Regions from separate parts of the Mus musculus genome. Here regions 2 and 3 are each linked to region 1. Evidence: chromatin loops called from intact Hi-C (ENCODE). Cell type or tissue: left cerebral cortex. All regions are shown on one strand.

Evidence for each region. Hi-C counts contacts between places; a loop is a spot of excess contacts. Peaks named below come from ENCODE experiments on the same cell type or tissue, not always from the same donor. Only the 100,000 strongest peaks of a DNase experiment are listed, where the experiment ranks them.
Region 2: a loop joins it to region 1, with 3 times the contacts of the local background. A loop is called at or near these places in 7 of 42 quality-filtered maps.
Region 3: it touches region 1 in a loop (4-fold over the local background); 2 of 42 quality-filtered maps call a loop at or near these places.

The regions. Positions count from the first base shown.
Region 1 is chr15:84,921,891-84,929,890 of GRCm38, reverse strand. Nup50 (nucleoporin 50) reads right to left here and starts at 6,463. Exons shown (of 8, transcript NM_016714.2): 1 at 6,241-6,463; 2 at 2,445-2,523; 3 at 436-519. The coding sequence starts at 2,513. In left cerebral cortex, CTCF peaks have their summits at 4,078 (motif pointing left), 4,754 (motif pointing right) and 7,135; DNase peaks (open chromatin) are centred at 4,078, 4,770, 5,946 and 6,669; H3K4me3 peaks cover 2,996 bases; H3K27ac peaks cover 1,569 bases.
Region 2 is chr15:85,067,529-85,075,528 of GRCm38, reverse strand. It overlaps Smc1b (structural maintenance of chromosomes 1B), which reads left to right. Exons shown (of 25, transcript NM_080470.1): 20 at 3,791-3,947; 21 at 4,595-4,749; 22 at 5,733-5,884; 23 at 7,723-7,792. It also overlaps a transcript of Fam118a not described here. Among named protein-coding and RNA genes, the nearest start is that of Fam118a, 34 kb to the right of the region's middle. In left cerebral cortex, a CTCF peak has its summit at 4,761 (motif pointing right); a DNase peak (open chromatin) is centred at 4,766.
Region 3 is chr15:84,795,701-84,803,700 of GRCm38, reverse strand. Phf21b (PHD finger protein 21B) reads left to right here. Exons shown (of 13, transcript NM_001081166.2): 5 at 116-247; 6 at 5,007-5,058; 7 at 6,302-6,378. Among named protein-coding and RNA genes, the nearest start is that of Gm52202, 8.6 kb to the right of the region's middle. In left cerebral cortex, a CTCF peak has its summit at 3,348; a DNase peak (open chromatin) is centred at 3,349.

The DNA.
Region 1 (8,000 bases):
ACACTGAGTGCTGTCAACCACAAACTTCACCCAAATACCACAAAACTAAGTCAGTCTCCCCATCATACATGACATCTTATGTTTTAAATAAGTTTACAATTTTGTGCTGGGCTGTGCTATCTTGGGCCACATATAGCCTACTGGCCAGATCTGGTACTTTGTCACTGGCTGTCACTTACTGAACAGCCAGATCCCCTCCTGTCACAGCCTGTCTTGGCTTCTCAGTCCTCGCCATGAGCGCATATCGCATGGCTCTTCTCATCTCCCCCCACAGCTTTAAGCCCATGTTACACTGCAGATCCCCAGATCTGGCCTACTCCTGCCCATGCTCATTTCCGTTCCATCTTCTACGTGCATGAGGAGAGCTTTGCTGTATGCATACTCTGGGAATGGGAACCACATTAGGAAGACATCAAAGCTGCAGGAAGCACTCACTTCAAATCCAACGTTTCTGCGCTTTGCCTTCTTTACGGCTCTGTTCTTCATGACTTCCTCACTGGCCACTGAGAATGTTCCCATCTGCAAGAACAGACAAGTGAAGACAGCAGAAAGGTAAGGCCACAGGGAGAGTAAAACTGAGCACAAACACTTATCTGGCATTTCATCTTCTTAAGAGTTGACTCAACACATTCAGAAACATCTCACATATATTATCTACAGGTTTCTGTAGATTCCAATTCTAGTCAGCCAAGTCACAAATTTTTCAGGATCTACAAATCCAACCTCCAAGTTCCAACTCAGAGACAGGAATATGTGATTCTGAAAAGATGAAGACCACTAAATCTTGGTACCAAAAATACTCATGGCTGGCTTCCTCAACATCTTAGAGACATAGTCTCTGAAACCAAGCGTCTTACTACCAGTTTTCAAAAAATGAAGTTGCTATGGACAGCATCTGGATTTTTCTTTTGTAGAACAGGATCCTGTACATTCATGAGTCCTACCATTGAGCCACAGTCTTCGCTCACTGTTCTGAAAAGCTGACCTGCTCACCTTGCCCACTGTCCAAAAGGCCAGATCGCTAGGCCACACATGCCCCTTGTCACCCTGTGCTCTTCCACGGTGTGCTGAGTGTGCTAATCATAATCACTGTTTGCTGAAGGCTTACGGTTTCACTTCATCTATTCCCTCACCTATAGGGCTAGAACTAAGTAACTGTACAAAAGCCTCATTCAGCCAGGTGTGCCAGCTCCCACCACAGCCCCTTACACAGGAAGCTGAGGCAGCTGGATTATAAAGTGAGACCATCTCAAAAACAAAACTAAATGGCTCCCATCTACAGGTGTTTTCGATCATGTTAGCATTAAAAGGATTCTCATCCCCAGAACAAGGACCAGCAGGCTATATTGCACATTTAATGTACCTAATTTCCATAGCTGTCTCAGTAGAACCTGCGGAGCTCTTTCTCTCCTGGACACTTTAGTGCAAAGCAAACCACTATAGTCTGGATTTTACTCCACTCCAGGACTGTGCTTAAGACCAAGGCATAAAAAAAAATCCGTAACTAAAGATTGAGTTAAAAGACCAAGTCAGGGGCTGGAGAGATGGCTCAGTGGTTAAGAGCACCGACTGCTCTTCCGAAGGTCCTTAGTTCAAATCCCAGCAACCACATGGTGGCTCACAACCATCTGTAATGAGATCTGACACCCTCTTCTAGTGCATCTGAAGACAGCTACAGTGTACTTAGATATAATAATAAATCTTAAAAAAAAAAAAAGAAAAGAAAAAAAAAGACCAAGTCAGCTAACGGTTCTGTAAAAACAATAACATCAGTGCTTTGGTCCCCAAACATATCAGCATCTATCAGTACCAAAAAGGAAGACACCAGCCTGCAAATACAGCTGCAGAGCACTACTCCTTGCCGCCTTCTTCCCTTCCCTGTGTGCTTCAGAGCTGGAGTTAGCTTTGCGATGACTCTGCCTAGTGGACTGGCCTAGGACTATCAACCTGTTCAAGAGACCTAGATATGCAAAGTTTCCTCACAGAAGACAACTTTACTTTTTGCTGGTAAAAAATGACACTGATGTAAATTCTATGAAATCAGTGCAATTGCCGGGCACAGACTTAGCATCAGAACAGCTAACAGTGAAGTATGAGAAACACTGGAGTGAGGGACCGTAGGGAGCTGACCGAGGTAAGAACTGCAGCTGGCGAGCTCCTGTAACCTGCCTCCTAGTCATGACTAGACCACTCGAAACACAGCAGAGGATGCTGCGGGTGACTCTTGCTTCTACAGACTAATGACAAACGCACACTAACAGAACAGCATGCTCACACACAAAGAACACATTGCTACAGTACAGCAAACACCCACAGCTCACCAGGAACCAAACCTCTCCCGCTGTGTTTTCTTGAAGGTTTTTAAGTTCTAGCATAGTCTTCACCAAGAAAAGTAACATGAGCTGAGACACAGACAGCAAGAGACAAAGGGAGCGGCTCTGTACCTCTTCAACTTCGTCTTCCTCATCCCAGTTCCTGTCAGTCAACTCCTTCTCCGCAACTCTCTTCGCCATTTTTGTGAACCTAGATGACAGGAAACAGAAATAAGATGTTTGCTTTTCTACACCAGAGTAACTGTTACAAATACATTTTTGTTGCAGTTTTCACTTATTGTGTAATAAAACCACAAAATAGAGACGTATAAGAAAAAGCAATTAACAGATTTTAAGCAAATGAGACTTAGAGGGTTTGGCTCAAAGGGAAGGAAACACAGTAAGAAATTCAGGAAAATATGAAGTTCGGGGAAGTTAATTTTACTTTTTTAATTAAAAATTTTTATTACAAGTAATTAAAAAAATCCTAGTCCAGCATAAAATGTGGTGAGCATACCCCTGGTGCTGATGGAAAAAAAGCGCTGTAGTGAGAGCTTCACCGCGGCCATGGGCCTCCAGCATCAAATCCTCAACACAGGGCTACAGAGCAGGCAAAGACACCTGAGGGACACCAGCCCTCTCTTTCAACAGGAAACCAACTCCATTCACAAAATTAAGACAAACATCTATATTTTTTTCCACTTACCTTGCCAAACATCTATTGATCTTGCAAGAGCTATAGTATTTAAGTAGTATATTGTACGTAAAGTCCTTATGTCAATGCAAATATCCTTGCCATAAGCATTCTTTTTTTTTTTTTAAGTATAGAATAGGGTTTATTCAGGACATGGGGAGGGGAGTCGAGAGGGTAGTAGAGGCAGAGAAAAGGAGAGAGAGAGAGAGAGAGAGAGAGAGAGAGAGAGAGGAAGAGAGGAAGAGAGGCTGGCCAGGAGCACATGGGAGGGGGGGAAGGGAAAGAGCAAGAGACAGCAAGAGAGCCATGAGCACTCTTAATATTTAAAATATAAAGATGATTCAGAAGTTTATTCTTGGGTAAGGATTTTAATAATGCCTGAGAAATACTTTTGCAACATGAGTAGTTTTCTCAAGGCTACAATTAATAGAAATGGCTCCCAATTAACAATTAATTGCCTGAATTAAGCAAATTAATTGTGCAAAGCTAAGACATTACAAATTTAAAAATTTAGGTGCTATGGATGTGGTTGCAACTGATAATATAAATTGCTTCAAATATACAGCATCAAGGCTGGAGAGATGACCGGACAGGCGAGAAAGCACACTGCTCTCGTGAAGTTAGTGTTGGATTCCGAATACCCAACAGCAGCTCCCAAGTACCTGTAACTCCAACTCTTGGGGTATCTAACTAACTTTTCTGGCTTCCACGGGTGAGCAAGCACAAATTAATAATAATAATAATAGCAGCAGCAGCAGTAGTAGTGGTAGTAACAAGAGCCAGGCAAGGTGGCATACACCTTTAACCCCAGGACTCAGGAGATAGAGGTAGGTGGATCTCTGTGAGTTTAAGGCCAGGCTAGTCTACAGAATAAGTTCTAGGACAGCCAGGGCTACACAGAGAAAACCTGTTTCCAGAAAAAAAATGCCTTGCCTTTTAGAAATAGCAATAACAGGGGCTAGGGAGATAATAGCCCAGCAGTTAAGAGCACACATTATTACTCTTGCAAAGGACCCAAGTCAGTTCCAGCACCCATGTCAGGCAGCTCATATTCCTGTTGGGAGTTACAGGGGATCTAGTGCCCTCTACTGTCCTGCACAGGCACTGTACACACACACAGAGAGAGAGAGAGAGAGAGAGAGAGACAGAGAGAGAGACAGAGAGAGAGACAGAGAGAGAGACAGAGAGAGAGACAGAGAGACAGAGAGAGAGACAGGAGCTTGGAGGGTTTTGTTCTAAGCACTGTTTCATCTCTTCAGAGCAGCTTTAGCAGCGAGGGTACTTGCCCAGGCTGGCAGTAGGTACTCCTTCCTGATACTTTCTCCATTCATTTACCCTCAGCACAACATCCCACCAGAGTAGGCCTGGAACAGTCATTAGATACAAACTTACCCATCGCTTAATGCTCTACAGCAGATTAGCAACTACAGAGTAAGTTTGAAATCATAAATTCCAAAGCCTTCCAATATCTGACGTGCAGGGCTCCAGCTTTCGAAACATTCCAACCTTTTACATTTTTCTCTTACAGGCACGTTTTCTGATTACAGAATGAATGATTTTAAAAATGAAGATTCTAAAATATACAGCATGAGTTTTAATAAATATCAGTAACTGGGAACCGTCTCTTTTTAACTCCTCTCCCAAACCGCTGCAAAATTAATCTTATCAGAAATAGCGTTCTTTACAGAACTGTTCACAGGTGAGGTCTCTGGATCCCTAGGGAAATTTTTCTAATCATTACCTAACATCACCACCAGAGGGCAAAAGAGGTAAGCAGTGACCCTGCTAGATTTACTGTTTTAAGATGTGGACAAAAGGAATAGTGGGAAACGCATTTAAACTGTCTAGCTCAGACTTGAAACTAAAGAGTACCTGACAGACTAAAACAAACGAATGCTGCCGCTGCCATTTCACACTTTACTCAGATGAGTCAGAGGCCAGGAATTCTAGTTTTGTTTCCTGATGACTCTAAAATGTCCCAAACCTACCTGGCTCATAGATCTGTTGTTGATTCAGTGGTCCGAGGCATTACTTATTTGAGAAAATACAAGATGCTATTGCTAGCTTCCAGGACAAGCTGAGCGAGCCTGGGCAATCGGGTTTGGCGAATGATTATCTGTGGGACAGAGGGACTGCTATGAAAACTAAGATGGCATAGCTTAGAAGAGTGCCTCAAACAGAGGAAGTGTCCTGTCAAAATAGTAACAAAAATAACCCCTATTTTTACTCCAAAACTCAAAAGCTGTAGAGGGAAAAGTAACTACTACTATAGGCTAAACTTTTAAAACACATTTCACCAACCCGGGTGATGGTAGAGGGAGGCTGAAGCAGGATGACAGTTTGAGGCCAGTCTAAGCCATAGAACAAGTTCAAGGCCAACATAGGAGATACATACTTTTTTTTTTAAAGCACCAAATACCTACTTATTTCACATTCCATAGTTAAACACAACTCTGCAAATTATCTGGAACAAGGCCTGGCACTTGAGACTTATCTGCCAGCTATTATTGTTGTTATTAAAGCTTTTCTGTTTTATTTTTCTTTTAAAGCGGTGGGGACAGGATCCAGGGTCTCGTACGTACTAGATAAGCTTCTACCAATATGTTACCGGGGAAATTTAATCCCTGTAATAAATGACTTACAACAGCTGCCCGGAAGACTTTGCCAAATGTCTGCGTTTGTGGGTAAAATGGCTCCACGAAATGCTTTTAAGATATGAAGCTAGGAAGTTGCCGGGGGACGGGGTGTGTGTGTGTGTTGACAGGGGATGGTGATGGTGTGTGTGTGTGTGTGTGTGTGTGTGTGTGAATTATTCACGATCGGGCCGCTTCCTGCGGTGTGCGCACCCGCACAACTCTGCGGTCAAGAGATGACTTTCACAGGAAAACACCAGGAGCCGATCGAGGTCACTATAACGCCCCGGAAAAGCCCAAACCTCAAAAGTGGCCCTGGACGAACCCGGGTGACCAACGGCCTGGAAACTCGGTGAGGGCACCGGGGGACCGAACAGCCGGGGAGACGACATGTAAGGGGCGAAGGCCAGCCAGGGTTGGGCCAGGGCGGCCCTGCCACCGCCGCCTACCTCCGCTGGGGCCGAGGCCCGCGCTCAGCCGAGCCTTCCACTGCCAGGCGGCTCGCCCGGCAGGCCCGGCCCGGTCCGGCTTCACAAACAGCCCGCCGCGTCGCCAAGGCGGCCGCCGCCCCGCCCTCCTGGCCTGCCCGGCCCTCACCTACCTTGACTGCCGCCGCCGATCACGCTGGAGTCCCGGCGCCGCGGCGAGCAGGGCCGAGGCGGCGGTCGCGGCCGCTGGGAGATTCCGGTGCGTCGAGCGCCTCCGGGAACTTCGTGATCAGCAGAACTCGGGAGCCGTGTGTCTCTGAGTCCGACACTGAGGACAAGAAGAGACATCCGCTCAGCCCGAAGCTGCTACAGAACGGTGAAGAGAGCGCCCGGGGCCGCCATCTTGTAACTCGAATGGACGCCTCCGAACCAATCGGAGGGAAAAGAGAGGGGGAGGGGGAAGAGGCAAGCGACGCCCGCATCCAGCTACTGCGCATGCGCGTCGGAGCCTCCGCCGCCGGCCCCTTCTCCTGAGGGCCACTTGGGTCGCGCGGCGCATGCGCAAGCCCGCCCTAGAAACAGTCGCCGGGAGGACCATTGGAGCTCGCGCGTGCGCACAGGGAGCGCGGGCAGCGGGCCGGGAGCCAAAGCCACTGTCAAACGCGGGTTAAGCACGTTGGTCACGTGTCGGCCGCCGTCCCAGTTTGAGGAGGTTCGCGCGCCAATCGCTGCCGAGACACTAGCGGGAGGCGTTGTGGTCAGTGACTTTGGAGGCCTCCGATGGTGTGGTGGGTGGCTGAGGAGACTGGCCGTGGATCTGGGGGGAGCACGAGGCGGGTGCAACGTGATTCTCACGTGGACGGGCCTTGGGGAGGGTGGATCTCAGTCTGCGGAGACTTGGAAGCTTGTGGTAGCTCTTCCCGACATGGGGCTGGAGAGCCCTGCGGGACGGACTCTAAAGGTCACCTGCCCCAATTGCTGCTTTATGATAGATGTCCACAGATTTCCTCGTTGGGAGCTGTAAATTTGCCCCAAGCTGCAGGACCAGCTAGGGCCCACAGGAGATGAAGTCCCCGGAGGGATTCAGCTGCGGGACGAACCGTATGCGTCCTGGACCAGGACTCGTGTTTTGTGTGCTTTTAGCTGACTACAGCACTCTAAAGCGGTTCAGTTGTTTAAGAAGGGATTCCGGTTGGTCTAATTCTTCTGCTTGAGTTTTAACGAGAATGTGAACCAGAATGTCAGACCCATCCTTAACCATCCGGAAACGGGTCTCAGAGAAACTAGCATTTCTAGAGCAATAGTTCCAAACTTTTGAGAGAGGACAAAGGGGGTTCCAAGGGAGAAGTCAAGTCCCTTATTTTCAGGGTGTTTCATCCATCGATCTGCAAGAACTGCAAAAGGAGACTAGCTGGCACGGTGGTAGAGTACTTGGCTAGCACGAGGAAAGCCCTAAATTCAGTTCCCCCAGATCCAGCAGAGTGAAAGAGAAAAAGCCAGATCGCATTTAATGCACACATTTGTTCTTGATTCAACTGACTGCCAATGAAGTGTCTTCTGAAAATTTGTGTTAAATACATGCAAGGTATTTTTCTTGTCATTCTCTACACATTTCAGCTATGTCGTTAACGTCATATTTAGTGCTATAAGTACTCCAGAGATAATTTAAGTATCTGAAGTCAGTCAGGTCATGGGCATTTTCAACTAAAGTCACAGTTACTGGAAGGCTGAGGCAAGAGGATCAGCCCAGGCCAGCCAGAGTAACAAGAAGATCCTCATTAATACAGACCAGACCCACAATCACAGCTATTCAGACAGTTGAGGCAGGAGAATCAAAACTTTAAGGCCTATTCTGGGCCACAGATAAAATTCAAATCTATGTTGAGCGTGCCTGAGCAACTTAGACCCTCTCCCAAAAATAAATAAAAATACA
Region 2 (8,000 bases), 150 kb before region 1:
TTTTGAGGGTTTAGAAAAGTGATGAGGTGAGCAAAAGCCAATTAAGGGGCCATGGTAAAATTTAACTGTTGACAAAGATCTAGAACAAAGGAGATAATAACTACCACTTTGTGGAGAACATTAATAGACAAAGTTAATGAGGAAATTTTACATCAACACTAACGTGAGTCAATATGGTTAAATGGAATTGTACAACTGGTTGGACCATTTCCAGAGTTGTTAGAAGGATAGGTAACTGTAATTAGCTGTTGGTTTACATCAGATTTCTGCATAAGGAACCAACCAGCTGGAAACTTTGTAAAAGAAGCCAATTAAAGTTAGCAAGCCAAGGAATTAATTTGAACAGAAAGTGTCTGATATTTCTTGCTTTTATATATAATGAACGTTGTATATTTGTTTTAAATATTAACAAGAGCAGCTATTATTTAATGATAAAAACAGTATCTCAAGTTAAACAAAATATCTGGTTAGAAACAATTAGATAAAGTAAAATTGGGACTATTACCTTAAATGCCCATATCTAGTATTAAAAACATGACAATATATTTTTTAAAGATTTATTTATTTATTTTATTCATATGAGTACACTGTAGCTGTACTGATGGTTGTGAGCCACCATGTGATTGTGGAAATTGAACTCAGGACCTTCGGAAAAGCAGTCAATGCTCTTAACCGATGAACCATGTCTCCAGCCTGACAATATATTTTTGTAAACATCAAATTATTATATATTCCATATATATATTCCAGGATTATTTAATAAATGTATTTTATATTGACCAACTATATAAAAAGACATTTTAATTCTATATTGCATTCTACCAAAATTTTTAAGTTTAATATAAAAGGTATATTCCCAGAGAGAGTGACTTGCCTGGTCAAGAATAAATGATTCATTTTAAAGTTTTCTAAAATTAACCCTATAACAGAACATTGTAAAAATTTTATAACATTTTCATTCCACACAGTCAACCAACAGATGGAAAAAGTGAAAGCAGTCAGTCATGTCAAATCTGTAATAAATAATTTACATGTAACATGGACGGAACTAACAAAGAAGGCCAATTCTTTACTCCTTTTGTTGGTGGACAAATCTGTAGGTCACCACATAGTGACAGCAGTAATAAGCATAGTTCTTAACATCATTCTACTTAAAAATAGATTGTTATAAAGCAAAATAAATTAAATGAGCTTTTGGAATTTCTAAGAGAATATCCACAAGCATCACTGCTAAAGTCTGTATACTCTTTGTCGAGCTTCAAGGTAAGAGTGTAGCCACTGGGCCTGAAGCTTCCTCATCTGGGTGAAGCCTGGTTATGGTCTGAAAGGACCACAGGTGAATCCAAGTTGCTGAGACTCTCCTTTATCTAAGTCATCTCCAGATGACTCTGAGGGCTTATGGGTTAACAGATATTAATAGAATCACTTGTTGACTCTACAAATACAAAAACCAACTGCCAAAGATACGGCTTGGATATTCTGAATACCTTTTCAAATCTGTGAGTTTAAGGACAGAATATCTGGCAGCCTCCTTTAATCAGGGCGTGAACCCTGAAATTAGATTTTGAAAATAGGAAGAATCAAATGTCAAGGTTAAGGGTGTGGCTAACTGAACTAGCATGCAGGCCCCATACCAGTCAGGTGGTAGGCTTAGGTACAAAGTTTCCCTGTTCACAGCGTCCTCAAATGACAGTTTGAAATACGTTGAGAATAGAGTAATTGTTATTTGCCCTTCTCCAGTTTGAGATATTTAGGACGTGGGTGCAGGCTGAGATCCTTCACTGGGCAAGAATACCCATCTCCCTGTCATTTGAGAATGAGGAGTAATTTTTAGATAAGGAGGGTGTTTTGTTTTGTTTTGGATCAGACTTACATGACCAGAGCTGGTCAGGCCTATACAGCCAGAGGCAGAAGCAGCAGATCTCTAGCAGGTTTTAATTCCCATGCATCCTTGTCCTGTAAGGAGACTAACAAGCATTTTACTCTGGTGGGATGGTGCTCCATCGAGGGGAACTTGTGCTCCAAATAAGGGGACAACTTAAGTCTGGGGACTTCCTGCCATGGGAGTATATTGTAAATTTAACCCATTTTATTCAACCATGCAAATTTTCATGACCAATTTTTATATACCTGATTTTGAATATTACTTTACATTAAGCAAACTTTAAGTTTACTTTAAACTTTTTTGCTTTGCTTGCTTTATACAAGGGAAGCTGGGAAATATAGTGTTTGGCAAGAAACTATCATATTTGATCACTTAAAATTTACTCTGTTATTTTTTTAATTAGGTATTTATTTCATTTACATTTCCAATGCTATCCCAAAAGTCCCCCCGCCCTCCTCCCCCACCCACCCACTCCCACTTCTTGGCCCTGGCGTTCCCCTGTTCTGAGGCATATAAAGTTTGCACGACCAATGGGCCTCTCTTTCCACTGATGTCCAACTAGGCCATCTTCTGATTCATATGCAGCTAGAGACATGAGCTCCAGGGGGTACTCGTTAGTTCATATTGTTGTTCCACCTGTAGGGTTGCAGATCCTTTTAGCTCCTTGGTTACTTTCTCTGTTATTTTTTAAAAGTCACCCAAATATGCACCTTATGCAGTTTTCAAAGTTTTTTCCAGTGAGTTAAACATTGCCTTTGTTGTGTATTAATTAACCCCTTCTAGGAGTCAAGAAGGTTGTGTGGCTACACCTTCCCCTCCTTATTCACTGACTACTGAGTTATGCATTACACCTCCAGGTCATTTGTATTCCATCTCTGTGCCCCATGGTACCTATGCTCATCCTGGGAGGAAGCGTTCTCCTCCCAATGTAAATGTCAGCTTGTATTTCTGACTTCTCTGTGAGTGCTTTTTTATTATTTTTAATGTTTTGCCTACATGTGTACTCATATGTTACACGCATGCTTGATGTCCTCAGAAGCCAGAGTAGGCATCATTTCCCCTGGAGCCAGAGTTAGAGATGGTTATGAGCCGCCTTGTGGATTCTAGAAATCAGACTCAGGTCCTCTGAAGAGCAGCCACTGAGCCATCGATCTAGCCAGCGCCTCTGAGGTTTTTTTAAAGACAAATACTAGTTTTCCTGATTGATGGTTCAGTGTCTAACCAGTTCATCATAGTTAATATCTTTAATGAACAAAGAAACATGATAAATAGATCTTCACATTTTGAGCATGATCATAATCTAAAGAAGTAAAGAATGTTCCAGAGCAGCATGATACAGTATTAAAGCCATGAAAGACACAGCTGGGTAGGGAAATTACAGAGTGCCTGTTTGACTACAGTACCAAACAATGGCTTCCAAAGGGGAGCAAGGAGATGCAGAGGGTAAAGTAGAGTCAGATAGTAGTGTCCTTGCCAGGTGTGGTAGCACAAACCTGTAATCTCAGCATTTGGGAATTTGAGGAAGGAAGATTGCTACAAATGTGATGCCTGTATCTAGGCTACATACTGAATACCAGACCAACCAAGGCTAAAATGCAAGACCCTGTCTCAAGAAACCAACTAACCAACACCACTCCAATCCCGGGGCTATCGAAGAATAGATGATAGTAGTCTTTGGCCAACAAGGTGGTTCAGCAAATAAAGCCACTTGCCACCAACCCGAATTCAATTCCTGGGTCATACATAACAGAAGAAGAGAATCAGTCCCAAAAGTTGTCCTCTTACCTCCACACACATGCTATGGGAGATATGCTCATACACACAAAGAATGGTAAGTCTTGTACTTAGATCTTACCTTTGAGTTTTAAAGGCATGCCAATCAGTGTTCTTCTTTGCTAATGATAGGCTCTACAATCAGATAAGGAGGTGGAGGCCCACCTTACACTCCTTCTACAGCAAGTAGCATCCCAAGAAAACACTCTACTGAAGACTACAGCTCCAAACTTGCGAGCACAGGAGAACTTAAAGACTGTCAGAGACAAGTTTCAAGAATCTGCAGATGGTAAAATTGAGTTTATTGTTGTTAGAAAGAAGATATTCATCTGTGTTTTTATTTCTGTATGTACCAACAACCCCCTTGTATTGTACCTTTCTTTTATTAGCATGCATTTTCTCTGTTGCCATATGGTAATGTGTGCCTTTTACTACTGAAGCACAAATGCCTTCCTTCATGAAGGATGTTCTACTTTACTTAAAAATAGGTTTATTGGGGGTTGAGAATGTAGCTCTGTTGGACAGATACTTACCTAATACATGAAGCCATGGGTTCCATTTCCAAATCCATATAAACTGGGTTTTTGTACCTCTATGATACCAGAACTCTAGAGGTAGAGGCAGGAGCATCAGAAGTTGAGCCACATAGTGAGTTTGAGCCCAGCCTGGCCTCATGAGACTTTGTCTCAACAAAAACAACAAAGTAGTATTAACTATGTTAAAACGTAATCAAGATTTTTTCATACCAGATAATTAAGTATATTAAATACACTGTCAGGATTTGCTAACATTATTTAGATATTAGCTCTGTCAAGAAAAGATTCATGAAGCTTAAAAGTTGTTTTCTCAGAATTTAGTAACAGGTAAAGTATTTTGAATGCAGATATATTCAAGACAACCAAACTCAAAAATAAAGTTCATTTATTTTTTTCTTAGTTTTTGAGGCCAGCAGAAAGGAAGCCAGAATATGTAGGCAAGAGTTTGAACAGGTGAAAAGACGGAGGTACGATGCTTTCAGTCAATGTTTTGAACACATCTCAGTCTCAATTGATCAAATCTACAAGAAGCTCTGCAGGAACAACAGTGCCCAGGTGTGTTTCTCAACCTCTGACACTAGAGGGAGCTTGATGTCAATAATGGTGCTTGTTTTCTGGTGAGAAATAAATGTCCATTGCATAGTCCTTAATAACATAGGTGCAAAGCCAGTGCAGGAAGACTGATCATCTCAAGACATGTGTTATGGAGTCCATTCAACTATGCTGGTGGCAGACAAGTCAGAGCTACTTTGGGCCTATTCTTCCACTTGAAACATGAGTGGGGTTAGATCATTTGAGGTCTACATTTTTTCAAGTGCTGAAATCCTATTGTACTAAATTTACTTAATGAAACTACTGTCTGTATGGTAAGAAATAGTTGTGGTATTGATCAAAATATCAAAGGAGAGTGGAAGAGTAAAGGTGGGATCAAATCCCCATAATATTCATTTGAATGAATCTCTGAGCCCATTTTTTTATCCACCCCTGTTGTATTAGCAATAGCCACAGCAAATACTTGTAGAATTAAATATGGAAAAAATATAGGTCAAGATCTGTGTACCAGCTCAGCTTGGACTCACATTATGACTGAAATGATCCTGAATCTGAATTTTAGATTTTCAGCAAAATATAACATTTTAGTAAAATAAGCATATTAACTCATTGAAAAAAGGATTCATACATAACACCTACAGTATGTGGCCCATAGTAAGTACTCAGTAAATGTCAGAGACATGGACCAACAAGTAAGTTGATGGGAACTTTTCCTAAGTCTGTGGTGTCTGCTGCTGATGAGATTCAACTGGAATTATGGTGGAAAGAGATGGACCGTGGGTAAGTTGAGCATTCTCATTTCCCCTCCACCCAGATAACCTTGATGTCTATGGGTAATGCACAACTAAGTGGATTTACAGGTATTAGTATTTTTCCCATCAAAACTGAGGAAACCTAAGCAAGAGAAAGAATTTTTTCAGTTAAATATGTTGCCACCTAACATATATTGGTTACTCTTCTGATATGGCTAAATAAATGTGTTTTAGGCATTTCTTAGCCCAGAGAACCCTGAAGAACCTTACTTAGATGGAATTAGCTACAACTGTGTGGCTCCAGGCAAACGGTTCATGCCCATGGACAACCTGTCAGGGGGAGAAAAGTGTGTGGCTGCTCTGGCTCTTCTGTTTGCTGTACACAGGTAAGGCCACAGCAAGTTACCATAGTTACCATGTTTGTCTTTTTTACAGAAAGCCTATAATTATTTTTAATATAATATTTAGCAAAGCTATCCTTCCAGTCATAAAATTAAGGTTTGTTTTAAGCATATTATATCAAGTTAGATAATCTACAAGTACAGTCTTTGATAAAATCTGGCAATAGCTAGTAGTTTTCTAGCTTTATACAAGTATGATACTTGGATAATCGACATAAGACATCAAGATTTCCAAAGAATGAACAAAATTTTACATATTATTTTCCTAAGCCATACTCAGAGTTCTGCAGTATAATGAAAGCAAAGTATTTCTTCCTTTGAAAAAAGGAAGTGGGGGCTTGAAATCCTCATTTACACTGATGATGGCTATACTGTTTCCCTTGAATATGAATCAAGAAACAAAAGTTGAAGAAAATTAAGATGAACAACAGATTTCAGCAATCATAGCAGACAGTAGCAGTGTGGGTGCTGGTGTCTTCCCATCACCAGGAACAGAACATAGGAATTTGACTTCTGGTCTCAAGAAAGAAATGGGACAGGCTCCCACAGGAGAGGTACAGAGAAAACCATGATGAGGTAGACACAGGATAAAAGCAGAATGAGATTATCACTAGGTAGCAACCCATCCTTTCACTCTATTAAATAATCACACTTTCAGGCTCTGGAGATTCCTGTGGACCAAACAAAGTGTCTTCCCTAAAAATATTTAATTTTGCCAGTGGTGGTGGTGTGCACCTTTAATCCCAGCATTTGGGAGGCAGAGGCAGACTCTGGGAGTTTGAGGCCTCTGGAACAAAGTGAGTTCCAGGATAGCCAGGGCTCTGACAGAAACCCTGTCTCAAAAAACAAAAACGTCATTTTTGTTGGGGGCTATAGTTCAGCAATAGAGTCCATGTCTCCCATGTATGAGACCTTAGGCTCATTTAAGACACCATTGTGGGAAGATTTCTTTTCATTGGAGGAGATTGTGAAGTACATTTGTAAACAGTTTCCCTAATATAGAGAATATTTGTAAATGACAAATCCCATAAAGAAAAAAAAAAAGGAATGGAGATATGCATGGCCCTGAGGTACTTTCCAACAATAAAAAGATTAGATTAATTAAGAATTATGGGAATAAGTTATATAGATAGCTAAAGCAAGACTGTTCCAGATGAAACAATGAGTAGCAAGTGTAAAAGGCTCTGAGGCCAAGTGTGCTTAGCATGTATGGAATATACTTCATGTGGCAGTGATGGCAGCAGGGTTAGGATGCTGTTCTTTTGTTGTTGTTGTTTTTGTTTGTTTTTTGAGACAGGGTTTCTCTGTGTAGCCCTGGCTGTCCTGGAGCTCACTTTGTAGACCAGGCTGGGCTTGAACTCAGAAAATCCGCCTGCCTCTGCCTCCCAAGTGATGGGATTAAAGGCATAGGATGCTGTTCTAACAAGCAAAGTGAAAAAATAGTGCTGGCTTGGGACAATGTGAGAGCTAGAGGTTACTGACAGACATGTAATGTGTAGGAGTCAGTCATGGCTCCATTGGTTTGGTCTAAATAACCCCTTAATTGCTGCCACTAGCTGCCCACAGGAGAGAACAGTGGGGGAGGGGGTTTGCTGGAGAAATGATGGCTGAATGAATGTTCATGTGAAATCCAGTGTGCAGACATGTAAGAAGAGAGCTCAGAGCTGTCACTCAAGTGGACATAAGCTGGGCATGGTAGCACAAGACTTCTCTCAGAGGTTCTAAAAGGTCTTGATTACCCTAAGTATTGTTGCTCTTTGTCTCTAAGTCTTTCATAAAACAAATATGAAGTTGTTGCTCATGTACATGTTATTCTTTTCTAGTTTTCGGCCTGCTCCATTCTTTGTATTAGATGAAGTAGATGCAGCCCTGGACAATACTAACATTGGCAAAGTAAGTTTCTTATTGAATTCAACCCCCCCACTCCTTCTGGTTTTTCAAGACAGCGTTTCTCTGCATAGCCCTGGCTGTCCTGGACTGTCTCGCTCTGTAGGCCAGGCTGGCCTCAGATCAGAGATCTGCTTGCTCTGCCTCCCAAGCACTCTGAATTAAAGCACTCTGTGGTCGACCACCACCCAGCTTCTGCTTTCAATGTCTAATA
Region 3 (8,000 bases), 130 kb after region 1:
AGCCCTGGACACAGTTACCTGGTTCCTCTGTGACACCCCTTTCAGGACCTACCTAACTCCTAGCTACTCCCTGCCCCTCCCTCCCTGGTTCTCTCATCTTCCCTGTGTCTTCCAGGTTATCATCATTCAGCCACAAGTGAAGACACAGCCAGAGAGTTCAGCAGAGCCCGAGCCACCCACGGAGGAGCCATCTCAGGGAGCTCAGGCCACCAAGGAAGATCAGCCCCCCAGCAAGGAGAATCCTGAGGTAGTGTGACCTGCTGGAGGGTCCAGACCCTTCTGAGCTTTAAGACAAGGCTCTGTGCAGGGCTGGGATGGCCTCCTTGGGCAGATCTTGCCTGGATGTGGCACCGCCCGGTGGGAGCTGCCAGAGCAGGGCTTGCCCAGGGTTCTGAATCTGCACTCTTCATTCTCCAGGCTGTGCAGGCAGGGTAGGGCCATGGTCAGCGTGGATTCCAGTGCCTGGCTGCCTAGCTGACTGTCAGCAATGTGTGCCATGTGTGGTGATTCGTCTACAGACAGGAGGGGGAGGGCCTTGTTCCTCTGGGTTAATAGAGGATTCTGAGTTGTGGACAAACCAGTAGATCAGGGGCATTGTCCAGTTGTTCCAGGGACCTGTCGGCCTTGTCCCTCTCAGGACTAAACCCAGAAAGAGATGCTCCCCTATCTTTGGCAGCATGTAGCCCCTGTCTCTCCTTCCTGTCTGTGTCCAGTCCTGGAAACTTGAGGGGTACAGAGCAAGACTAATAGCACTGTAGAGTTTAGATGCCCTAAGAACTTCCTAGAACTTGCACATGACACCTCCTTCCACTCCCTAGAGCAGTGGTTCTCCCAATGCTGTGGCCCATTAATCTAGTTCCTCATGTTGTGGTAACCCCCAACCATAAAACTATTTCCACTGCTGCTTCATAACTCTAATCTTGCCACTGTTATGAATCATAATGGCGTTATTTGTGTTTTCTGACAGTCTTAAGCGATCCCTGTAAAAGGGTTGTTCAGTCGCCCCCCCCCCCAAAGGACTCAGAACCCATAGGTTGAGAAACATTACTCTAAAGGAAGAGGGGTAAATGAGTCTATTCTAGTGTGTTTCAATCACCTACAGTCATGGGATGGGACAGCAGCTGACTAAGGCTCCTCTTACAGGACCTGGCTTCACCGGGTATCTGACCTGTGCTCTACTCGCAGCCCCACCTTGCTCAGAGCATCCCTGCTCTGCTGAGGATGCATCTCCATATGGCTCTCCTCACTCAGACTCTAATGTCCCTGGTGAGCCCTCATCCATCCTACAGGAGCCCAGTCAGCATGGATGGTTCCTACCACATGCCCTGTTCCAGCCGCTCACACACCAGCAAAGCCTTCCCTAAGCCCCTAGGCTCCCATCCCTCCTGGCGATGGCAATGACCTGTAGCCCCAAAGATACCGCTTGCTTTCTGTGGCTCACACTTGCCTGCTCCTCAACTGTTCTCAGTGCCATGAGCAGGGGACTTAGGATGGGCAGATATGGTCTTTGCCCTGGGAAGCTCCCTTCTGAGGACAGAGACTAATGAGGCTACCGAGGCTGCCAGACCGGTGACTTCCAGTGAGCTGGGAGCTACAGGAGAAAAGACAGGGAGGGGGATTCCTTGCGGGGTGAACAGGCGATGTGCATGCGTATCCATGGGCGGGGTGGTGCATGTGTGTCGCTGTAGGGCTTTGCATACGAGGGGTATAATGAATGGAGGTCAAAAGAATGCAGAAGACTAGAGGCAGGGGGATGGACAGGGCAGGTTGAAGGTACTGTGTGCGCAATGGCACAAAGTGGGAAAGGACTGGGAACACCCAGAGAGGTCAGCTGGGCTCTGGACAGCACGCAAATTAAGAGTAGAGGGTTAGCTCTAAACAGATAGATGGCAGAAGACTTAAAAGCAGGCGTCCAGGACGGGGATTTACTCCTTAGATAATGAAAGCCATGGAATATCTGGGCAAGAGAGTGATTTGGTTAGTGCTCATGCATGGGTGCCGTAGGCCTTGGAGGGTGGGGGAGCCAAAGAGGTAGCGAAGTTGGTAGAGGGTTTGCCTAGCATGCATAAAGCCGTGGGGTTGCCCCAAATCCACAGCACTGTATAAACTTGGTGTGATGGTGCCTACCTCTAACGCTAGCACAGGGGTTGGAGGCAGGAGGATTCATTCATTCAAGGTTATCCTTAGCTACATAGAGGATTGGGTTCTAGCCTGGGTTACATGAGACCCTGCCCACCACACCCCCACGTAAAGAAATAAACAAACACCAGCACTGGGTTGCCTGGAACATGAAGCTGCTGTGTGAGCCACATCTCTGTGACCCCAGCCTCTGCATCCCATTGGTTTCAGCCAGAAGCAATGTCTGAAGTCCACATGTTTGCATGGTAGGGCTCTGGCTGGCTTGCTGCCTGCAGTACTCTGCTGCACCTGTGTATCCTGCTTTGAGGTGTTTTGTATTCTCCACATTCAGGAAGTTTCTCCGAGTGACATCGCCTTGTTCTCTCAGAGTGCATCTTAGTCAATTATTGTGCATTTTTACAATTAGTATAATTATATCTAACTGCGTAATTAGTGTAAATACTCGTAATGGCTTAAACAGAGCAGTCAAAACACATCCTGGTGTAGAAACCCTTGTTGAAGTTTGAGAGCTGGGCAGCATAACCCTGCAGCAGAAGGAGCCTGCGGCAAGAGGCTGTGTGCCAATCCCAGGACACTTAGCTGGGGCCCCCAGGTACTTCTGTGGCCCAAGTGGGACCCCAGGCCATTGCAGGACATGGGCTCTAGTTTTTGTATGGTACTCGGGATAAAAAAATCATACTCCACCTCTGAGCTGTTACACGGCCCAAGCCTTCTTTAACTCTGGACACTGGATCTCACTAAATTGTCAAGACTGGCCTTGAACTCTCTCTGTAGCCCAGGCAGGCTTTTGGTTGGCTTTATTTCTGCCCCACCCTCCCCAGCAGCGGGATCACAGGCCTGTGGTACGAAGCTAGGCACGGACATCCGTGTTTTTGAAGGAACATTAACAGCCTGTGATAAGGCCTGCAGATCTGACTAGCATGCCAGAAGAGTATTGGAACAGCCCAGGAGATGTATCAGCAGTGACTTCAGGAGGCCAGCAACTCAGAACGATACCTGGACACTTGGGGGGGGGGGTGTCCAGTGGCAGTTGTGAGGGATGTGGGCACAGGATGGTGGGTACCCAGCCTGTGCTTACTGCAGGAGGTGCCCTGCATGGTTAGATGTGTCTTAACAGCAAGCAACCTGTGTGCCCAGAACTGCAGGGAACTTGCTGCGTGTACATGGGTTGGTAATTATCTCCACCAGAGCCAGAGCATGCCCTGGTGGCAGAGCTGGGAACTGAAGGTGCCACCTCCACTGTTGGCATCTGAGTTGGGGCAGAGTGGGCTGCCGCCGAGCTTCCCAGGATGCTATTGCAGAGGGTGGCCACTGTGCCGGAGTCAGAACACTGTGGCAGAGGCCGCCACTGTTCCTGGGGCTGCCTCTGACTTCCTCACAGGTCCCAAACTTTCTGTAAAAAAAGGTTACAGGTGTATGAAGTCCCCATTACTTGACTCCCATGAAGCTCTAAGCCTGGTTCATGTCCCTCATCAAAGTCCTTACACTTCCAAGACATTCCAGAAAGCTAATAGAGCTGGGTGGGGCCTGTGTTTCTGGTCTTCCTTACCATGGCTCCCAGCTCAGTTTGACACCCAACATGGCAACTGTTTTCAGCCCTCTGTATCCTCGGGTTATTGTCCACGGACCCAGCCAACCTCCAGTCAAAAATATTAAAAGAGAGACGGAGGGAGAAAAGAGTCTAGAGAGCTCGAAAGGCAGTGCTTGGAGTTGCTGCATGCCAAGCACAGCATGACCCTGTCATTGAAGTGTGGCCGTGTCCTGCTGTGGTGCTGGCTTTATCAGAGATCCTCAGTCTCCCTCGGGCACTTCCTGTGACTCCTTCTGCATTGGATAGCCAGGCCACAGTGGTTACATTTGGACTGAATGTACACAGACATTACTCCTGTCATCATTCCCTAGTCAACAACACCGTAAAACAGTGATTTATACGTGGTTTCTGCCACATTAGGGAGTATAAGCCACATAGAGGTGGTTTGGCGCATGCCTTTAATCCCAGCACTTGGGAGGCAGAGGCAGACGGATCTCTGAGTTCAAGGCCAGCCTGGTCTACAGAGTGAGTTCCAGGACAGCCAGGGCTACACAGAGAAACCCTCTCTCAAAAAAAAAAAAAAAAAAAAAAAAAAAAAAGGTGGTTTAAAGAAGTCAAGAGGGCGTGTATAGGATTTATATGGATGCTGCTGTTTTGCATAATGGACTCAGCACGGATTCTGGCTTCCATTAGGGCCAGGATAGTGTGCACCTTGCCAGGCTCCATTTTCTATGTTGCTGTTGCTCCTCCTTCCTGTCTTGTTTACTCAAGCGTCTGTGTGCTGAACACACACACTGCAGAGCCCACTCCAAGGTCAGAACAGTTCAGCAAGTGGTACCCAGCTGTCTATCTGTGTGTCCTGTGCTTGAGGCCAGAGCCTCCTGAAGGCTGAGCTCACCTAGCTCATTCCTCATCATAGAAGGGGGAGGGGCTCATGAGGCTGTGCACTGCTCCTCCCAACCCATATGGTGGCCGCCAAGAGTCCAACCTCTGTCTCTAAGAAGCCACTATAGGCAGGGTTGGCTGTGCTCCTCCGCTTCCATTCCTGCCGTCTTGCCAGCTTCATGCTGTTGGTTTTTTAAAGTATATTCGAGGATTGTGTTTGTCCAGTCCCATCCCAGGCCCCTCATTACTCCCAGGAGCCCCCTATATTGACCTTGGACAGTCTCTGGGTATTGGAGTTCTCCAGGATTCCCAGGGACAACATGAGTGTCTGGAGCAGTGGCTTCATGATTGGGCACTCCCAGGGTATAAGCCTCCGGCTCAGACTAGTTCATGGCTGACCAGGATGAGGGTCAACAGCTGTGTTAACTTAGCCTATCTCTTTTCTTCTCAGAAAATCGCCTTCATGGTAGCTCTAGGCCTGGTCACAACGGAACACCTAGAAGGTAAGGATGGGGAGAGTTTGGTGGGTAGGGCTTTGTGGGGCCCCAAACAGAAGCAGCAGTCTTTGGGGTGCCTCGGGTCATGGTTGTGCCCTATCCAGATGTGAGGTTCCTAGGAACCAAGCCCCAGGTAATAGGGGCACAGTCATTCAAGACAAGGCAGAGAAATGTTCTGTTTTCTGATCCCACGACTGTACATTGCACTGTCACGTTCCTGTAGAGGGACCTGTCCCCATCCTAGAGGCCGCACAGTAAGGTAGCAGAGGTCATTGTTTAATCTTGCCATTCACTAATCCATGAGAGCTGATGTTTCTTTACTTCCTTGGTGTTTGGTCCACTCAGTGCATTTTCTCATCTCTGCTGTAAGGGAAGCCATATTCTTATGCTTGTTGGGTTGTTGGGAGAGTAAGGGAATAGTGATTTTCCTAATATGCAGTTGGCCCTTGCTTTGAAAACCTCTCTCCATGATCTGGGATCCCACAGTACTTATTTGGACCCCGTGGTACCACACGGGAAGAACACAGAGTGACCCTGGCAATGGTCAGAAGGAAGCTGACAGAAGTAAGGAATGGGCTCCCCAGCCACCTCCATGGGCGAGTCAGAACGAGTTGCAATGGGCAAAAAAGAGGAGAGGGGAAGGAGGTGGGATGGTGTGCACAGGCTCAGCACAAAGCAATGCCTGACTCAGCAGAACCAACACCTCACTAGCCTGCCGCCACCCCGGGGACCTGAGACATAGAGTGAGGCTTGTCTGAGTCATTCTACCACTGCAATGAAGAGACATCGTGACCAAGGCAACCCTTTTTATTGGGGCTGGCTCACGGTTTCAGAGAGATCAGTCTGTTATCATCATGGTAGGGAGCATGGCGGCAGGCAGACATGGTGCTAGAGAAGTAGCTGAGAGCTACATCCTGATCTGCAAGCAGAGAGAAAAAGAGCCAGGCCTGGCATGGGCTTTTAAAACCTCAAACGCACTCAGGGTGACATGCTTCCTCCAACAAGGCCACACCCCCCTAATCCTTCTAATCCTTTCTAATAGTTCTGCTTCCTGGTGACCAAGCATTCAAATATATGATCCATCCTATGGAGGTCATATCACAGGGCCTTGTGCTGAGGAGTGTGTCCCTGTCTCCTCATCCCTGTCCTGACACTCATCCTAAAGCCACCAGAACCATGCTATAAGCAGTTCCTAGAGGCTCTGACCTGCTGGGCAAGGAGCCTGTGACTGCTGTGTCTGTCTTTCCAGAGATCCAGAGCAAGCGGCAGGAGCGGAAGCGGAGGAGCACAGCCAACCCTGCCTATAGCGGCTTCTTGGAGACCGAGGTGGGACTCTTGGCGGCCACAACATGGGTTGGGAGGAGCAGTGCACAGCCTCATGAGCCCCTCCCCCCTTTTATGATGAATAATTGATGGACCCAGAAGAGTCCCTGGACACTGCACCCTATCCCACCCCCAACTCTCTCTTCCTGCCTTCTTGCCCGTCCTTTCTAGCCAGGGGATGCCATTGAAACAAGATGGTGAACTCTCACTGAGTGTACATACCTGTAACACAGTAGTCAGGGAACTGAGACAGGAGTTTGAGTTCCAGGTGAGCCTGGGTTATATAGTGAGACCCTGTCCCAAGCCATAAGCTGTTGGAGTCCTTTCTGAGGCCGCTGTGAGTATCAAACACACCTGCTGGCCACAGGTAGAACTGGGTTTCTCATAAGAATATTGTGAAGGCTCAGGAACCCAGGCTGCCCACGGATACTTCTCAGAGCCCACTGTGGCTTGCCCATCACCTGGAAGGCTTGTGTGGTGTTTCTCAGCTCTGACAGACTGTAACATCTCAGGCCTGTGCTCTCTCAGCCCCTGGGGGCAGCTGGAGGGCAGCAAGCAGAGACCCAATCCTGGGTCCTCTGGAAGACTGGCAAGTCCTCCTAACTGCTGAGTTGTCTCTCCAGGCCTATTTCCCTTCTCTAGGATGTGGGTCCTAAATCATTGTCTAATGAACTTGAATTTAGCAGGAAAGAGCACTCTGACAAGGAGCAATGTTCAGAACTCCAGTTCTGCAGTGCCCTGTTCAGGGAGTAAAGTGGCTCTCTAAGCTCTGTCCACCGTCTGCCCCTTGCTCTGTCTAGCCCTCCCTGTTCCTAGAAGATGCACATATTTGCACACATCCTGTTCTCTTCTCCTGGGTCTAGTGATCAATCCCTGACCCTATGCACAGGAACCTTTCACATGACTATCAATGGCAGAGGGTGTAGCTCAGTTGGTGGAGTGCTTGCCTGGTATCCAGGAAGTCCTGAGTTCAAGCCCGAGCACTACATAAACCATGCATAATGGCATATGCCTGTAAGCCCAGCATTTGGGAGGTGGGAGAATCAGTTGTTCAGGGTCATCCTTGGTTACACAGAGAGTTCAAGGCTAGCCTGGGCTACATGCAACTCTGACTTATAAATAAATGAAGGAAGAACTTCACATTGTCTTTAGCCTCCAACCAAGAACATGTATTCTGTCACCAGGGCTTCAGTCCTGTGGTTATATTAAGAAACTGTCTCCAGGGCTGGAGAGGTGGCTCAGAGGTTAAGAGCACTGACTGCTCTTTCAGAGAAACCGAGTTCAATTCCCAGTAACCACATGGTGGCTCACAACCATCTGAAATGGGATCTGATGCCCTCTTCTGGTGTGTCTGAAGACAGCTATAGTGTACTCATATATATAAAATAAAGAAATAAAATCTTTAAAAATAAAAAAGAAGAGAAAGGAAGGAAGGAAGGAAGGAAGGAAGGAAGGAAGGAAGGAAGGAAGGAAAAAAGAAAAGAAAATGGTCTCCAGTACCCTGTGCATAGAACCTACTCAGTGAGCTCTGTATCTGCAGCCAGAGCCAAGGAATCTCCTTAGCCACTCAGCCCAAAACCCTGTGACCCTTGAGCCTTAGACAAGCATGCAAGCCAAGAGCAGCC